2 separate regions of the Mus musculus genome follow, and region 1 is linked to region 2. The links are chromatin loops, found by intact Hi-C in ENCODE. Cell type or tissue: heart. All regions are shown on one strand. Each heading gives the region's core, and the rest is flanking DNA. Links, peaks and the distances in the headings are about the cores only. Region 1 overlaps Gm31137 (a long non-coding RNA gene). Region 2 holds the start of Igfbp5 (insulin-like growth factor binding protein 5).

Evidence for each region. A loop is a pair of places that touch in the nucleus more often than their neighbours do. Peaks named below come from ENCODE experiments on the same cell type or tissue, not always from the same donor. Only the 100,000 strongest peaks of a DNase experiment are listed, where the experiment ranks them.
Region 1: a loop joins it to region 2, with 3 times the contacts of the local background. A loop is called at or near these places in 5 of 42 quality-filtered maps.

The regions. Positions count from the first base shown.
Region 1 is chr1:72,997,180-73,005,710 of GRCm38, forward strand. It overlaps Gm31137 (a long non-coding RNA gene), which reads left to right. Exons shown (of 3, transcript XR_373508.3): 2 at 7,256-7,379. Among named protein-coding and RNA genes, the nearest start is that of Tnp1, 14 kb to the right of the region's middle. In heart, for the core only: no CTCF peak of the experiment used is centred there; DNase peaks (open chromatin) are centred at 5,002 and 7,942; H3K27ac peaks cover 408 bases.
Region 2 is chr1:72,872,405-72,880,930 of GRCm38, forward strand. It overlaps Igfbp5 (insulin-like growth factor binding protein 5), which reads right to left and starts at 2,461. Exons shown (of 4, transcript NM_010518.2): 1 at 1,402-2,461. The coding sequence starts at 1,735. In heart, for the core only: CTCF peaks have their summits at 1,584, 3,857 and 7,059 (motif pointing left); DNase peaks (open chromatin) are centred at 257, 1,487, 2,527 and 5,617; H3K4me3 peaks cover 4,172 bases; H3K27ac peaks cover 6,267 bases.

The sequences.
Region 1 (8,531 bases), core at 252-8,251, 130 kb after region 2:
TATCTTTATGTCTGGCTATCTGTCTGTCTGTCTTTGCTTTGTTATGTGGCATAAGAGTTAATCAGGGCTACTTGGCAAGTCACTGCCAACAAGACTAATTCACCTCATGGCTGCATTGTTACTCAGTGATTCTGACATTTTGGAAAGACACAACTGCGTGTATCTATGTTTCTGATATACCACAAGTGTGACAATGGCTATGTCCAATTCCTAGTACACTTGATTCCATTCCCCACTCATCATTCTGATTACACAATTGTGTAATAAGTTGAAAAGTTAAAATGAGAAGTTCTCCATAGCATTCTGAATTGACATGACTAAAGGTGTTGAATGGGGCTTTTGCTGTCTCATCAAAATTTTTCCATTAAATTAAAGTTTAGGAGGGTTCTGCTCTGTAAGAGAGATGAATATTCCTGAAGGAGTCAGTTCTGAAGAATACAGATGTTGAAAAGTCTATCTCTGAGGCCTTTGTCATGAAGGCAGCCTATGGAAGTTCCAGATGGCTGGGGTAACCAGCAGCTTCCAGGAGATGATTTCTCATAATTCTCTTTGCCAGAAACTAGACACACCAGCTGAGAGGGGAAGGATTCTTCTCTTAGGAAGATGTAAAAATGAGTCTCTTCTACAAAAGCAATAATGGATTGGTGTCCCTGCAGGGGTGATTTCCTTTCATTTCCTGTACCCTAGATGAAGTTAGGGGGCTGGGGGTGGTCAGATGTGAGTTGAGGATCTCCCTAGTTGTTTGAAAGGCTAAAAAGAAAAGCAAAGAAAGACAACTCTTTCAGTCAGATGAACTAGATGGAAGGTGTACTGGCTGGTTTTGTGTGTCAACTTGATACAAGCTGGAGTTATAACAGAGAAAGTAGCCTCCTTTGAGGAAATGCCTCTATGAGACCCAGCTGTAAGGTATTTTTTCGGTTAGTGATCAGGGGAGGGGGCAGCCCTTTGTGGGTAGTGCCATCCTTGGGCTGGTAGTCCTGGGTTCTATAAGAAAGCAAGCTGAGCAAGCCAGAGGAAGCAAGCCAGAAAGCAGCACCCTCGATGGCCTCTGCATCAGCTCCTGCCTCCAAGTTCCTATCATGTGTGAGTTTCAGTCCTGACTTCCTTTGGTGATGAACAGCAATGTGGAAGTGTAAGCTGAATACCACCCCTCCCCCCAACTTGCTTCTTGATGTTTTGTGCAGGAATAGAAACCCTGACTGAGATAGAAGGTGAGGCAGCCCTGATGCTCACAGGGAGACATCCTGTGGAAGCTCAATGCACAAGTGTGCAGATTTACTTTTCTGTCCAAGATTTTGGGGAAAGAGGCAGTTGGTAGAACGTCACTAAGAAGAATGTTAAATTCAATTCATCTTGATTTTTTTGAATTTCATTTTATATTTATTTTTTAAATCAATTATTTTTGATTAGCACAGTGACATTCTCATAAATATTCATTACATTTTGTTCTTTTTCTCTCTCCCATACCACCTTTCCCTCCCCCCCCCCTCTTTGCTGGCCCCTTTCTCCATCTCCTAAATTTACTCTTATGCTTTCACAGAATAAATATTCCATTCTCCCCTCTCATTCCCCTCTCCTCTTTGCTTTTGATCTCTCCTGCCCCTTCCAAGATCCCTTTGTCCCCTTTCTTCTTTCATGTCATACCCCTTACACCCACACATTTGAATCTATCTTTCCCATAAGAGAGAAAACATGGATTAAAATTGGAATGAAAGAGGTTGCTTATCTCAGCCAGCTGTTGGGGAAATGAGGACAATTTAACAAACTACTGCCAACAAAACCTTGCGAATTTACAGTCATTCAATAATACAGACATTGTGGAAAGACACAGATGTGTCTTGTCTGTCTATTTCACCAAGTCTGGCTTATTTTGCCTAACATAATGATCTCCAGTTCCATCCATTTTCCTGTAAATGTCAAATTCCCATCCATTTTCAGCCAAATAAAATTCTACTATGTATACACGCACCATATTTTCCTTCCATATGTATTTGTGGATGGACATCTGTGGTCCTGAGTCCTCTGCTTCCTCCCTCTCAGGGTGTCCAGACATGGCACTAGAAGGATGAAGCAGAGTCTGGAATGGATGGAGTCCTGCAGGATCCTGGTCCAGCTAGGAGTGAGTGCCAGGGGCAGGGAGAAAGCCACTGAAGATTTCAGTGTTACAGCTCTTGAAGATGAAAGCCTTCCCCAACGGTCTTTAATGAAACAGCTTTTGGAGACAATCTTAGTTTGTGTGCATACCTTTATTCACAGTGGGCTTATACATATACTGTTTATTTCATGTGAAACTGGGATGTATATGGACCTTGAAGAGTGAGAAGGAGTTTTCAGGGTGAATGAAGATCATTGGCTGGAGTTTAAAGTTCTGTGTATGAAGAGGCATTCCAGGAATCTCAAATACTTGCTGGGTGAGTTCTTATCAGGGGAGAAGAGGAAGGGGAAAAGAGGAGGTTGAATTCGTAACATAGGACTGCCAGAGGACTAGTTGACCTTCTTCAAGTAGAGGATATGGAGGTTCAGCCTTGCCAGACAAGGTCAGAGGTGGGGGAGTCCTGGCTAGGTAAAGGGAGTCCTCCATTTTGCATTGAGCTCAGAGATGCTATCAGTCATGGTAGTGTCCATGTGTTGGCTGTTGTAGGGCAACAGTCAGCACAGGTGTATAAGTGTTTTCTCTGTTGTGTGCTACCTCAGAGTCCTTTAGGTATAGGAGTGGTATGGCTAGACCATGTGCTCTGTTTTTAGTTTTCTGGGGAACCTCTATACTTAGTTCATGGATTCTACTCTACACCTCCTAGGTACATGGCGCCAAGAGAAGGGGAAAAGGATAATGGCTCTAGTTGAATGCTTATCCTGACTTAGGCATAATAGGTATCACTTTAGGTTCAGGGAAGTAAAATCATTAAGACTGATATTTTCAATAGATCTGCTGTTAGAGGCAAACACCGACTGAGAGACAGATGGCAAGTAGCTGACATGTATTTTTTTTAATTAGGTATTTTCCTCGTTTACATTTTCAATGCTATCCCAAAGGTCCCCCATACCCACCCCCCACCCCCAATCCCCTACCCACCCACTCCCCCTTTTTGGCCCTGGCGTTCCCCTGTACTGGGGCATATAAAGTTTGCAAGTCCAATGGGCCTCTCTTTGCAGTGATGGCCGACTAGGCCATCTTTTGATACATATGCAGCTAAAGACAAGAGCTCCCGGGTACTGGTTAGTTCATAATGTTGTTCCTCCTATAGGGTTGCAGATCCCTTTAGCTCCTTGGGTAATTTCTCTAGCTCCTCCATTGGGGGCCGTGTGACCCATCCAATAGCTGACTGTGATCATTCACTTCTGTGTTTGCTAGGCCCCGGCATAGTCTCACAAGAGACAGCTATATCTGGGTCCTTTCAGCAAAATCTTGCTAGTGTATGCAATGGTGACTGACATGTATTTTGTGGAATGGATTTATCCTTGAGTGCCATCTGCTTGTGGGGAGGGATGGATGTCAATTGCTATGTCTGGTTCTAAATTGTACTGTGCTGTCTGCTGCTGGAGTAAGCTGTATGTGGATGCTTCGAGAAGGCTACCGGAGACACCATGTTGTTCTAGAGTGCATGTCCCAGTGGGGATAAGATGTGGAAGACAAGGCTCCAAAGGAGGCATAAATATTCAGGGTCTGGTGATAGACTCTCTGGTGAACTCAGAAATGTTTCTTTCTCATTTTCTGATGGTTCTAAGCCTTAACAGTATCAAAATGAAGACTAAGAGTTTCTTTGGAGTTCCCTTTTTGATACTTAAAAAATGTTTTTTGTAGTCTTTCTCATTTTGAACTAATTCCTTTCTTATAGGGCGAAAAATGAGATCAGATAAACAATTTATACCAATGAAGTTGATTTATAACACTCTAAAAGGCTTCTATTGGAAAGGAAAGGAAGGTGGAGATTTTTTTAGTTGTTGGGTTAGGCCAGAAACCAGCAAACACACACACACACACACACAAGCACAAAGCAACCATTTTTGCTTTATGAGTCATATAATCTGTGTTCTTTCTTTGTAGTGCTTGAGTTTGAACCCAGATCCCAAGGCATGCTGGGCAAGGGCTCTCACCTGGAGTGACAACTCCCATGCAGTCTTAGTGGCAGGAGCTTAGTCTTGCACTACATTTTAAGAGTGGCTGCAAATGTTTCTAGTATGTGAATGGCTATGTGCCCCCCCCTAGCCTTTGTTCATGAGTGCAAAATTGAATTTCGTGTTTATTTATGATGAAATATTATTTTTCTTTGCCTAATCATTATTTTCCAAACCATTGAAAATTATGGAAAAGAGTCTTAGCTCATGGATTATAAGGGAAAAACTCAGGATTGAGGTTTTTTTTTTTTTTTTTTTCTTTTTTTTTTTCACATATTAACTCTTGTTTTCCCATCATCTCTTTCCTCAAAATGGAAGATGACTTGCTCCGTGTCTGGGAACATTGTTCTGCTTGGAGTTCCTTGCGTAGTCCCACAGTCCATCCCTTCAGTCACACCCGATTGTGCTGGGGTTGACAAGCGAGCAAGAGTACCCACTGCAGAGTAACTTGCGTTGCTCTGGCCTTGCCTGAAGAATTTGATGACAGAGTTAGGATTTAGATCCCAGTCTGCTTTCCTGAGCAAGGGTCTCTTAGTCTTGGAGGTTTGGTTTCCTGGCCTTGTTGATTTGTGCTGTCTTATCCCAGGTGACTTTGGTTGTCAGTTATGTAGGGGGTTGGAGTGGTGGGGGGTAGAGGTAGGAATGGAGTGGCATGCTTGGAGTGATTGTTCTGAGGTCATTTTAGTGTTATGAATTCCCAGCTGAGAGACCAGCCAAAAATTAAAAAAGAAAATAGCAGAGAACCCAAGACCTTAGTGCTCAGTGTATTCTGGTACCACATTCCAGTGGGATTCTGGGATGCTTGTCAACAGCCGTGGCTGCTCTTGGACTTTCCCATGGCCTATTCCGGGACAACCACACATCTGCAGATGCTCCCTCAGGACCGGGTCATGGCAAAGGCCCATTTCAACAGCAGCTACTGTTGCTCCCAAGGCCAGAGGTCAGTGCTCCTGTGGCCTCTGGCAGCAACCCCTTCCAGATACCACCCACTCCCTAGCAGGTGAATGGCAGTCCCTGAGAGTTCTTCCTCGGAGATGGGAGAAGTCCCCCCCACCCCCCACGCTCCTATCCCCCGGAGGTATGGAAGCAACAGATACAGCTTTGTGGAAGCACACTGGAACCCATGCAGGGGGTGGGAAGTTACTCCCATGATCCAAAGGGGCATTTTTTGTTGCATGCTATAGGGTAGGGCTGAAGAAATGAGCCTGGAGAGGAGAAGGCAGACAAGCAAGGAAGTCATGACTTTCATCTGATGTACAAGGGTGAAGGAGAAAGGATATTTCAGAGGAAAAATGAAACTATTCCCAAACTTACTGGCTTTTAACAGAAATCATTTTTTTTCACACTCTGGTACCTTGAGGGGTAATGTTATTCACTTTTGACTTCAATAAATACCTAAGAAAACCACGTAAAAGGAGGGCAGTTTTACTTTCATTTCAGATTTTAGAGGTGGTAGATAGTCCATGGGGTTCCTTCACTGTGGGCCCGCCCATGCATACTGAGATAAAGCAGCATCGATGAGGAGACATGGTGGAGCCAGGTGGCTCACTCTAGATAAACAGAGGGCAGACAGGCAGGCAATTAGGAAGACCGACAGATGCATAGACAGACAGAAAGTGCTTGAAGACAAGATCTATTCTTGGAAAGCATGCCCCTAGTGATTTATTTTGATCACCTGGGCTGAAACCCCTAATACAGCCCATTCAGCTACGAGTTCATCAGTGGATTAATTTACTGATGAGGCAAATGTCCCTATGATATAACAGTAACACAACAATTGGGGATTGTTTCAACATATGAGCCTCTGGGGGATGTTTCTTATCCAAACTATAATCCTTAGGCTCTTCTGGGTGCTGTTCCTCACTGGGACTCACTTGTTCCATTGTGTTTCTATAGATCTTGGGGATGCAGTCATCTGAAGGCTCAACTTGGCTTAACATTCAAGACAGTTCCTTATCCCGCATGCCTGGGCCTTGCAATGGCTATCAGTTTCCTCTCCCCCCTGTGGCTGTTCCAAATGGCTAACTCGGGTTTCCCTACAATGTAGAGGGCTCAGGAGAGTTGATCTTGTTAGGAGTCTGGATTTCTTTAGAGGAAGTGAGGAAGACATGGCTTATCCTTTTCAAGACTAAATCTAGACTGTTCTAGAGTATTTTCTGTATTAACCTGCTGATCAAACAATCCCATGGCAGCCCAGATTCTAGGCCACAGAGGTTTAGACTCATCCTTTAAGAAGGGAAGGCTGGTGCTTGCAAGAAGGGGCAGGATGAATGGTGACCACCATGGAGAGAAGCCAAGGCTGAGATAGAAAAGGACCAGGAAGACAGACAGCACTTGGTAGTCAGAGGACGAGGAAGACACCTCTCTGGTCATGTTCAGGTGGCATGGGAGACACAAAAGTGGGAGATATGTTATACCCTCATGATATATCCTGTGATATGGATGTTAAAATTTATTTTTTCAAGTGTTTTAATTATCATACATTAATTATATATAATGGTGGGGTTCCTTATGACATTTTCAAATATGTCTATAATGTACTTTTGATCATAGTCACCTCCATTACACTCTCCTGTTCTCCTCCAACTCCCCCCATCCCTTCCTCTTCTCAACTAGCCCCCTTTCTGCTTTTACACTTTGGGTTGTGTGTTGGCTCTGGTGACCAAATGAGTTTAATTAGAGTTGCCTCTAAGAGCATGAGTAAGGATGTATTTAGTAAGGTTGAGCAACTTAACAGTGGCCACACCATTGAAGACGTTTCTCCATTTCTCAGAAACCACTTACTACCTCAAGATCCTCAGGGAGACATGGGGCTTGTGAACATGAGTTGGAGACTTTTTAGGACACGCGCGCGCGCGCGCGCACACACACACACACACACACACAATGTGTTAGTCTTTCTAAAGGTTTATAACCATTAGATACCTGTCTTCTGCCTCCTCTCATTCCATCCCAGTTAGCTGTCTTAATGTTCAGGGTTCATCTATGATCTTTGGGCTCCCAAACCTTCTTTGACTCTTCTTTCCCCTTGCACTTGGCCTGATGGTCCTGTCTAAGGGCTCTTTTACTGAGTTGTGTGCTCATGTCTTTTTTTTTTCTTTTTTATTAAGTGGTCATATTTGGATCCCTGTTCTCCTAGGAGCCTTCTGTCTCCCTACCTCAATGGCTTACCATATGGATCCTTCTGCCTAGAATGTCTCTGAACTCCATCTGTCAAAATCCTTTAAAACATATCTCCGGGAACCAGAAAGATGGCTCAGTGAGTAAGTGCTCTACAAACACAAGCTTGGATCTGAGTTTGGATTCTCAGAATCCATGTAGAAGCCAGGTATATGACTGTTACACATGTGGTTGGTAATGGAGACAGGAAGATCCTCGAAGCTCATTGGCCGGTTAGTAGAGTTGAATTGATGAGCTCAGGGCTCAGTGAGAGATCCCTTCTCAAAACATGTGGGAGCAATAAGTAAAGACATTTGGTCACATCCACACAAATGCTCCTCTTCTCCTGGAGACCCAGTGCTTTGAGGATCAGCGTCTCTCTATTTGTGTCACCATTATTCCCCTTACCATTGCTTCAAGGCCTTCAGGGACAAAAGCCACAAGAAGACCTTGCTGCTTCTGCCCCACGGCTCCATGCCCTGCACACAGCAATCATTCAGTCGATGGCCTATTGAATTAAACAGTGGTTTCTCTGGGCCACCAGCCTCTGATTGTCTCTTTCCTTTCCCATGGCAAATTGCAGCATTCAGCTCCCAGCAACTCCTGGTCCAGGGCCCTGAGGTTCCTGGCAGGCCATTCCCTCAGGACCATGAGACTGCTGTTCCCAGATGGCCAGGCCTGTGCAGGCTGGAGCTGGGTCCCAAGGAGATGGAGAACTTCTGACTCCATGGACTCCCCTGGCTCCTCTTTCCAGCTGCCCCATACTTGTTTTCCTTGGCACAAGAAAGCCATCAGTCATCACATGGACCATTTATAGCTATATATCCATCTCTTATTCTTCTAATGAAAATTACAGTGATTTTGACCCAGAAAAGGAGAAAAGAAAGGAAAATAAAGGCTCTCCTATGCAAAGTAGGTATTTCATGAGGCCACTAGGGCTTCCTACAGTAGTCAACCTACCCTGGGGAGTTGATGCCAGTCTTCCTGCCCAGCAACCCTCTCCCCATATCTCTGCCTGTGCCCCAGCTCCTCAGACTTTATTAATGGGCTCCATGGGCAACCGATATTCTGAAACTCTTGCTACTAAGTCAGGAAAGGGGTGTGGCTGCTTTGCTGCTTGGCTCCAGCCGTATTCATAGTACAGGGTCATTCATCTGACACTAAAGTATCCAGTGGCCACTGTTAAACTCTGAGAATTGAGGAGCTCTGTAGTCAGGCTATACCTACAGGCCAAGCAAAGACTAGAGAATCAATGG
Region 2 (8,526 bases), core at 1-8,000:
TGTAAGGAACCGCACCAAATAAACATTTAGCTAAGTCTTAACATCTCTCCTAGCTCAGATTTTGTGCATTGTTGGTTAAGCTTAAATATTTATAATATATAAATATAAAAATAATTTGATAAAAATATATAATCAGGTAACTCCCCCAAGAAACCTAGCTCGAGGCAAAACTGTTTTGATTGAACAAGAAGCTCTGTCAATCATTTAAACCACAGACTCCAGGCACGGAGAATTTGGAGGCGGGGCAAGAGGGGGCGGGGCAAACGGAGGGGTGGCTCCCAGAGCGTGGTCTTCCTGTCTCCGCCCCTTGAGTTTTGCATTCTGTGTTTCCAGGGCCCCTCACGCACTTAGCCACACTCACTTTTAGTCTGGTTTAAGTGATGGGTGGAGGGTGGGGCTGCTGGGGGTGGGGGTGGAGTGAGGAGAGAGGGAAGGGAGATGGAGAGGGCCAGCATCCAGTGGGAACTTGAGGATGTCTTCACCCCCACATCCCTCTTCACCTCTCAAACCTGTGTCCATCTTTTTATCTTAACTAAAATCTGAATTTAGGAGGGGAAAAAAAACCATTAGATTCAGGGACGAACATTCAGCACAGAACACCAAACTCTTTCAGCTCATACCCCACGCCCTACCCCAGCCCTCCCGAAGTATTCTTTCTCTTCCTGGGAGGAAAAAAGAGAGACGTTTTACAGTCTAATATGTTTCATCGATCATAATCAATCATATCAATTCAAAAGCAGCAAGTGTACGTGTGGGTGAGCTCTCAATACCTCCACCCAAAAGACATTAGTTGTCAAGTGGGGGGGGGGGATGTACGCGCGTACGCGCGCGCGCGCGCTCCTGAGCAAATAGGAATAGAGTGAGAGATAAATTTAGAGGCACTGAGATGGGGGCGGAGGGGTGAGGCTTGGAGGGATCAAGGTAGAATTAGCTTTAAAGATGGAACGCATCTTCAGATTCCAATTAAAATGACCTTTTAACAGAAAGGATTTTCTAAAGTTTAGGGAGAAAAGTACGGGGTTGGGGTGGAGAAGGGAGTTGATAATTTAACCTGTTCTTTTTCAGAGAGGATTCTCTTGGGATTTGGACTTTGAGACTCAAAAGGAGCTCAGAGTCAGAATTGCCACGAGTTAGGAGTGGGGGAGGGTCGGGTTGGGGTGGAGATGAAGTGTAAACTGGTAGAGACGGTTAGACAGCCGCCTAGGATAGCTTGCTCTGCCAGGGATTCAAGTGTGAGGTGCAAGGACCCACCCCATCTACTCTCAGGAGCTACTAGGGTCTAAGCCACTTGCTGCGCGCGCAAAGCGCGCGGGTTCCCAATCGGTCCCCGGTCCCCACCCATCCAAGGTGCCTCCCTCCCCAGCTCCTGTGCCGTGCAACTGAAACCCCAGTAGCGCTCACCTATCTTGGTTTGCTCGCCGTAGCTCTTTTCGTTGAGGCAAACCCCGCGGCCGTGCAGCAGGGCGTGCAGCGGCTTCTCCTCATCCTGCCGGGGGAGGCAGCGCAAACCCTGGGCGCAGCGCTCCGTGTAGACGCCACACGACTGTCCCTCCGCCAGGGCGCAAGTCATGCAGCAGCCACAGCCGGGCTCTTTGACCAGCTCACAGCCCAGAGGGCTGGGGGGACACATGGACAGAGCTTTCTCGTCGCAGGGTTCACAGTGCACGAAAGAACCCAGGCCTTGAGCCGGTACGGCATAGGCGGCCAGCAGCAGGAGGACCACGCTGATCACCATTTTCTCGGAGTCTGGCTTTACCTCGGGGCGGGGCAGGAGAGCGAGAGTGTGTGGAGAAAGAGGGAGCCTGGAGATTTTTTTCCTTTTAAATCTCTTGCAGGTAGAGCAGGTGCTCTCCCCCAAACACTTGCAAAATATGAGGCAAGGAGGATTCAGATGCCTGCACGCAAGTCCCAATTGCGAGGATTAAAGACTTGCAACAGGTTGGGGGTGAAAAAAAGAGGCGCGCCAGGTGCACGCAGAGCGAGCGGAGACCGTAGAAACCCCCAGGCGGGATCGGGTCAGAATTGGGGGTGGTGGTGGAGAGAACCACAGAATTGCTCACTCCAAAGCAACAGAAATAATTAGCTTGGAGGCCTTGAAAAGGGAGGAGGTGAAGAAAAAAATGGATTGGGCTTAATTTTCCCCCCTTTGCTTAAAATCTAAAACGCAACCCCACTCCGCTCGGTCTCAGCGGCCAGCTGCGCTGCTGCCGCAGAACAGGTAAGAGGCGTCGGCGGCTGACAACAAGATCGGGAAAATGTTGAAATCGAGGGGGGAAAAAGGGCAAAAACCCAGACCTCACCAAACCTGGACCCCAACACCTGCTCTGTCACCACCTCTTCGAAACCCGCAGGTTCTGCGTGAAGTCCGGAGAAGGGTGCAGACCGAGGGGGGGGGTAACAAAAAGGAACAAAAAGGGGGAAAAAAGCCCAAACAGCTTTGCAGCTCTTTCCTAGCTCTTTTAGAAGTTTCCAAAGAGACTGCGGGCTCTGGTCGAGCAGGCGCTTTTAAATAGACGGCCCCTGGCTGCCAGCCAGTTGTAGCTGCAATTTGAGCTCCCCAACACCCAACCCATGCAAGGATGCCAAGGAGCTTTGCAGCGCAAACTCACACGGGGTGGGGGTGGGGAAGAGAGGCCTTCTAGACACGGGGGCTCCCCTTCGCTCCCTACACAGAGCCCTCCTCCTCACGGAATGTACGGAAAGGGCTTTGGGGGGGGGGCGAAGACAGGCGAGCTACAGAGGAGAGTAGGGAGAAGGTGGAGGGAGGAGTGGATGGCAGTACTCTTCAGAAGCTGGGTGAATACAATGGAGCGAGTCTGTTTTCCGACAACTAGCCCGGACACTGGCTGTTAGGAGTCACATTTTCTTATTAGCCGTGTATACCCTGCCCAAGAAGTCCTTTCCAACTTTAGAAAAAAAAGTGTCTAAGAGACCACTGAAGGTTTGTCTGTCTGTGTGTTTGTGTTTGGAGGACAAGTAGTGTACAGTAGCTGGTGAGGGGCATTGAGATAAATTTAAAGAGAAAAGGAGTGCGGGCGCGTGTGTAGACCCCTCCCCCATTAAAAGGGGCAGAGGGATTATGGCAAGGGCTTGTCATTATTGTTCTGGTGGGGTACTGATTTTAGTTAAAGCCAGTGGTCATTTTCCTTCACCTATATAGATGACCAGGGAATCTCTCTCTCTCTCTCTCTCTCTCTCTCTCTCTCTCTCTCTCTCTCTCTCTCTCTGAGTGTGAGCGTGCTATGTGCACTTTCAAGAAGGGATAACGCCCTCCACCCCACCCCCCTCCCCAGCTTTGTTGGGAGTAGTGACTGAGACCCTGGAGGAAATGCTGTGGGTTGTCAGTTTTATCTGGTGTCCTCATGGACACCTTAAATGTCCTTTTAAATGGAAGGAAGGTAGGATAAAGTGATAACCTTCTTGGGTTGACAATGAGGCATTTCTGTGGGGTAGGCAGATCCTGGAGTGAGCAGGTACCTCGCTGCAGGAGACCTTGTTTAAGGGTTAATATGTACCAAGGTAGCATCCTGGAGCCTGCACGTGAGAAATCCTCACCATGCCACAGGAAGCCCCAGATCGCTAGTCAGCACTAGGGACCATTCTTCCCTTAGGAAAATGAAAGAAAACCTAATTTTTGAAAGAAGGAATATGATGGCTTTAGCTTTTTTTGTTTGTTTTAAAAATTAATTTGACATGATAGGTGGTCTGTAGACTGCCCACCACAGGTAAGAAAAGACATGATCAAGTGATGGTCTCTGGGGAGTTCTTGGGGGCAGGGCTTTTGCCCTTTCTCCAACTCTCTTCTTCCCTTGCTCTGTTCTTTTAGAAAAAGGGGCTGCATTTCATGAATTTTGCCACTAGACTGCACCCTTATCTATGATAAGAATTCTTGCTGGAGGACTGCAATATTGAGAAAATATTTCCCTTGCTGGCTCCATTTGGGAGCATCTCCCCGGGCGCTGTTCACACTCCCAGATTCTGATCCAGATTCTCGGTTCTCTGCCAATAGGCACATTTTAAGACAGGACCAAATCTTAAAGGTGTCCTTTTACACCCATTGCCAGGGCAGTTTTATTGTGTTGGTGGCTAGCAGAGGGAAGAAGAGCTGTGTGCACCAATGTACCCCCACACCCCCCAAAAAGGCAGGAGGGTTGGTTGGTTCCAAGAGCCTGTCTCTGCTGTTGGAGGGCTTGGGAAAGCAGGGAGCAACTTAACATTAGAAACTGGGTTGCATTATTTTAGAAGGGGAAGAGATCAAGTGTTATTTTCTTATTTAAGTTAACTTCAGGAGGGAAGAGTGTTAGAAAGGGGCATGGTGTGGGGATGGGCTCAGCTCACCCTGGTGTAGCATTTGAAACGAGAAATCTAGGGTGGTTCTTCTGTCCGGTTTCTCAAGAGTTGCCCAGTACTCTCAAAATATAGCCTCTAGAAGTAAATTTTGTTCTAGCTGACTTCTTGTGGCTAAGTACAGTGTGTAAGGACCAGTAAGAGAAGGAGAGGGCTCATAGAGAAGAGAGGTGGGCAGGGAGAAGAGAAGTGAGAGAGTGGGAAATTGGTCCTCGAAGGGTGATGGTGGGGTCATGGGGAGAGATCAGTGAATGACTTTCTATATTAAACAACCATGATGAGCTCCACTTCCAAAAGAGCAGAAGGAACCGAGAGACGGGCACTGCTCTTCAGGGTCACAGGGTAGGCTCTTGAGAGCACACACGAAACCTCCTTTGAACCCTGGGATCGTCTGTAGCGATTTTTATCAGTGACTGGAGAGGTGAATTTTATGCTCAACAGTCTATATGTGATGTTCAGTGACAAGCGTGCTGGGTGTTGGGGCATAAGGGCTTCCCATGAGTCCATTCTCTCTGCCCTCTATTCGAAAAGCCCTGGACTCTTCAGAAGATGGGAGGGGGGGGGACTTAATATCAACAGAGTTTCACTGAGATGACTAACTTATTCTGGACACACTGAAATCTGGTCGCACTCTCAGAGACCTCCTTAATGGCTGGCTTAGCTTTGCTGCCAGGAACGTACCTGTGTGTGGATAGCTGAGCTCTGATAAGCCTTTGGACACAATCTTCTTAGTGATGTTTGAAGTTAAATGTCATCTACCATGCTCTGTCTCCCCTGAGATCACTCTTTTATTTGCTTTGACAAGAATTAAGTGATGACCAGGACCAAGCTTCAAGAACTACAAGAGAATGAAAGATTTGTGCTGTTTGTCTGAACAACATTCAAAGGGCTTTCGTTCAGGAAGCTTACCAGACCTCCATAAGCCAGCTGTTTCTCCAAGATTTTGGAATGATTTCTAGGGCAAGGATGGTTCCTGATAACAGGGTTGGGGAAAGCAAGTTAACTATTGTCTAAGAGAGGTTTATTCATCATTGGTTCCACTTTCAAGATCTGGTCATTGACTTTTTCCCCACCAGATACATGCATACAGAGAGACCAAGACCCATCAGGAAGACTAATGCCACTGTCTTATCTGGATCCTACACTCTGGTACTTTTAAAAACAGGCACCCAGTCTTCAAGTCCTTCTACAGTAAAAGAAGTTGAGCAGGATAGAGCCAGGCAGGGTAGGGAGCAGCTCAGGACTGCTGTGGTGTAGTGTCATCACTGAAGGCTAGGTGGCAGAACAGATACATCACTGAAATCATGCCTCTACCTCCTTTCATGCAGGAAGAGGAAGAAGAAGCAGAGGAGAGGCAAATGAACGAACGAACGAAGAGCTTTAACAATGGGGTTAGGTGCATGGGAGAGACATAGCCTTGCAGAGGGGCATCCTTGTGTGCCTGCACCCTTTGGGCTCACTTTCATGCTGTCAAGCCTGCCCACTCTTTCTGGTGTTAGCAACACACATGCCTGAGTTACTAAATGTCCTTCTAGCAGCCCCTCAAGATTTACCCTGAAGACAGGTTCCTCCAGCTTGGAATATGGTGACGTTTCGTTCATCAGTACAAGCCCTAAAACTTCTCGGTGGTGGTCTTCATTAAAAAGCACACTATCGTCTCCCTTTACTACGAGTTCTAAGATGTTAATTCATCTATTTCACGCAGTCCAAACACATAGCTGTCTGCTCAGAACCTCTTGCCATCGTGGCTCGGGACTTTCTCAAGAATAACACGGTGTTGCAGGGGCTCACGGGCTCCACCCTCTCCGGTAGTCTTCTGGCAGAGGCAGGCTCTCTCCTCAGATAGCTCTGGGTTCCTTTGCACAGTGGATTCGTAGGTTTTATATGACATTTCTTATAGAAAGGAGGATGACTTCTAGCGTCAAACCACGTGCTGCTTTAAAGTTCAAGTTTTATAAGTGAGGCTCGCTGCAGCGGGCAACTTAACCGGAGTTGAAATTGACCCCCGAGGCGGACTGTTTTATAAAAGAGCAGAAGCCAGCCGTGACTCAGAGTGATTTGTGTCCCTATGTGAGCAGTATATGCATCCATGGTTTTACGGATTAATGCTTAGGAGTTGCTGGAGCCAATCCAGGCAGAGAGGGGGCTAAGCAGAACTCCACAGAGACAGTTTGGGCCTGCAGCCCCCCTGTCTCTCAGACCACGGGACCTGGCTTGTTTCTACAACGGGCAGCTCAGAAGCCCCGTTCACTTTGGAAAATGAGATTAACAAGGAAAAGTGATCCGTTGTGACTTCGAAGACAGGATGGGGAGGTCCGGCTCTGGAGGAGAGAGAGAAGTGGGTAGGGAAATGGAGTAAGAGGAGAGAGACAGAGGGTTAACTGCTTGAAACGGGTTTAATGAGCGTGAACTATGGAAAGGCCAAATAAAAACCACAGAGCCTTGTGGAGGACAGGTTTCATCATAGTTCAGCGGGGAGAGGGAGTGTGGGCGAATTTATGTGAAGCAGGAGAAGACCTTCCTCAGGCTGCCTTCCTTTTAGTTATTAGAAAATGGTTACAAGATAACAGATTTTGGAGTCTTAAACATAAAATCTGGGGCTTGGGGAGATGTCTCAGCAGTTAGCAGCACGAGCTGCTCTTACAGGGGTCTAGGTTGGATTTCTAGCACTCATGTCTGACAACTCCAGCTCCAGGGGGTCAAGCGCCCTCTTCTGGCCTCTTCAGACATCACAAACATATGCACCCCCATCCACTGTAATGAAAATAGAAATAAGTCTTTAAATAAAATCAATTCTGACTCTTATTGTTAGCCTTAAAATCGTATACACTCTAAATATGCACAAATATGCAACGTCTTAATCCCCAACCAAAATTCACTTAACAACTTTTAAAGGAAACTCAAGTCAACAACTCAGCCATTAAAAAAAAAAAATCAAACATTCTAGCACAATACAATCTGAAGATTGTGTTATTTCCTCATTTGATGCTGAGGAAAGACTGTAGGAAAATATTGTTTTGGGTTTTTTTCATAATGAAATCATTTCAGTTCTGTAAGAGAAGACTGCATGGGTACAGTAAAGTCAGTGCGCTTAACTCGGAGTGCACCATAGTCTTACAGTCAAAGCACTGTCAAATCCATCAAAAATGCAAATAAAGTCAACCAACGCTCCCATCCCTACAAAACAAGTGACAATACTAATTAATATGTTGGTTGGTATTAGGCTGAGGTCTTGCTGGAAAATATGTATCAATATTTGTGATTGCAATTTAACTGTTACAGTGTAAAGTTTTTGAGTACACATGTTGATGTACTGATCCATTATTTAATCCTTCGGTTACTCCCTAACCAGTACTGGAGTCCTGCCTTACACAGTGGTTAGGTTTTTGTTGTTGTTGTTGTTTTGTTTTTCGAGACAGGGTTTCTTTGTGTAGCCCTGGCTGTCCTGGAACTCACTCTGTAGACCAGGCTCAGAAATCCGCCTGTCTCTGCCTCCCGAGTGCTGGGATTAAAGGCGTGCACCACCACGTCCGGCATTGTTTTGTTTTTCCAGACAGGGTTTCTCTGTATAGCCCTGGCTGTCCCGAAACTCTCTCCATAGACCAGGGTGCCCTTGAATTCAGAGATCTACCTGCCTCCGGCTCCTAAGTGCTGCAATCAAAGGTGTACACTCCCACGACCTGGTTTCACCGTGATTAGTTTTAAAGCCAGTTTGCAAAGTGAAATTTGGGTATAGTCAAAATTCCTACAGGGAAATTCCTTCAGTCATGAGAGAAATAGAACCAGCATTTTTACAACCTGACTCCCGCCGCGGTCACGTGGGCTCTTTCCCTGCTATCTCAGTGGGGAGTGGACCTGGCTTTGATGTTTTGTTAGGGGAAAATGTTCTTCTATAGTGAGATTAGAAGGTGATCGTCCAAAGTGATCTAAGGTGCGTTCAGTCTTCAAAACCACTTAAAAAAATGAAACAGAAATGCACATCCTTGTGTAACTTCCAAAGAATGCATCCAGGAACTCTTTCTTCAACGTGAGTCGTGTCCCTGCACACATGGTGTCGTGGAACTGAATGTGAGGCCTGTGGGAAACGTGGCGATAGTAAAAGGTTTTCAAAAGTGCAACGATTAAAAAGTAACTCACAGTCAAACGTGTAACAAATCCAACGTGCGTCTGGTGGTACTC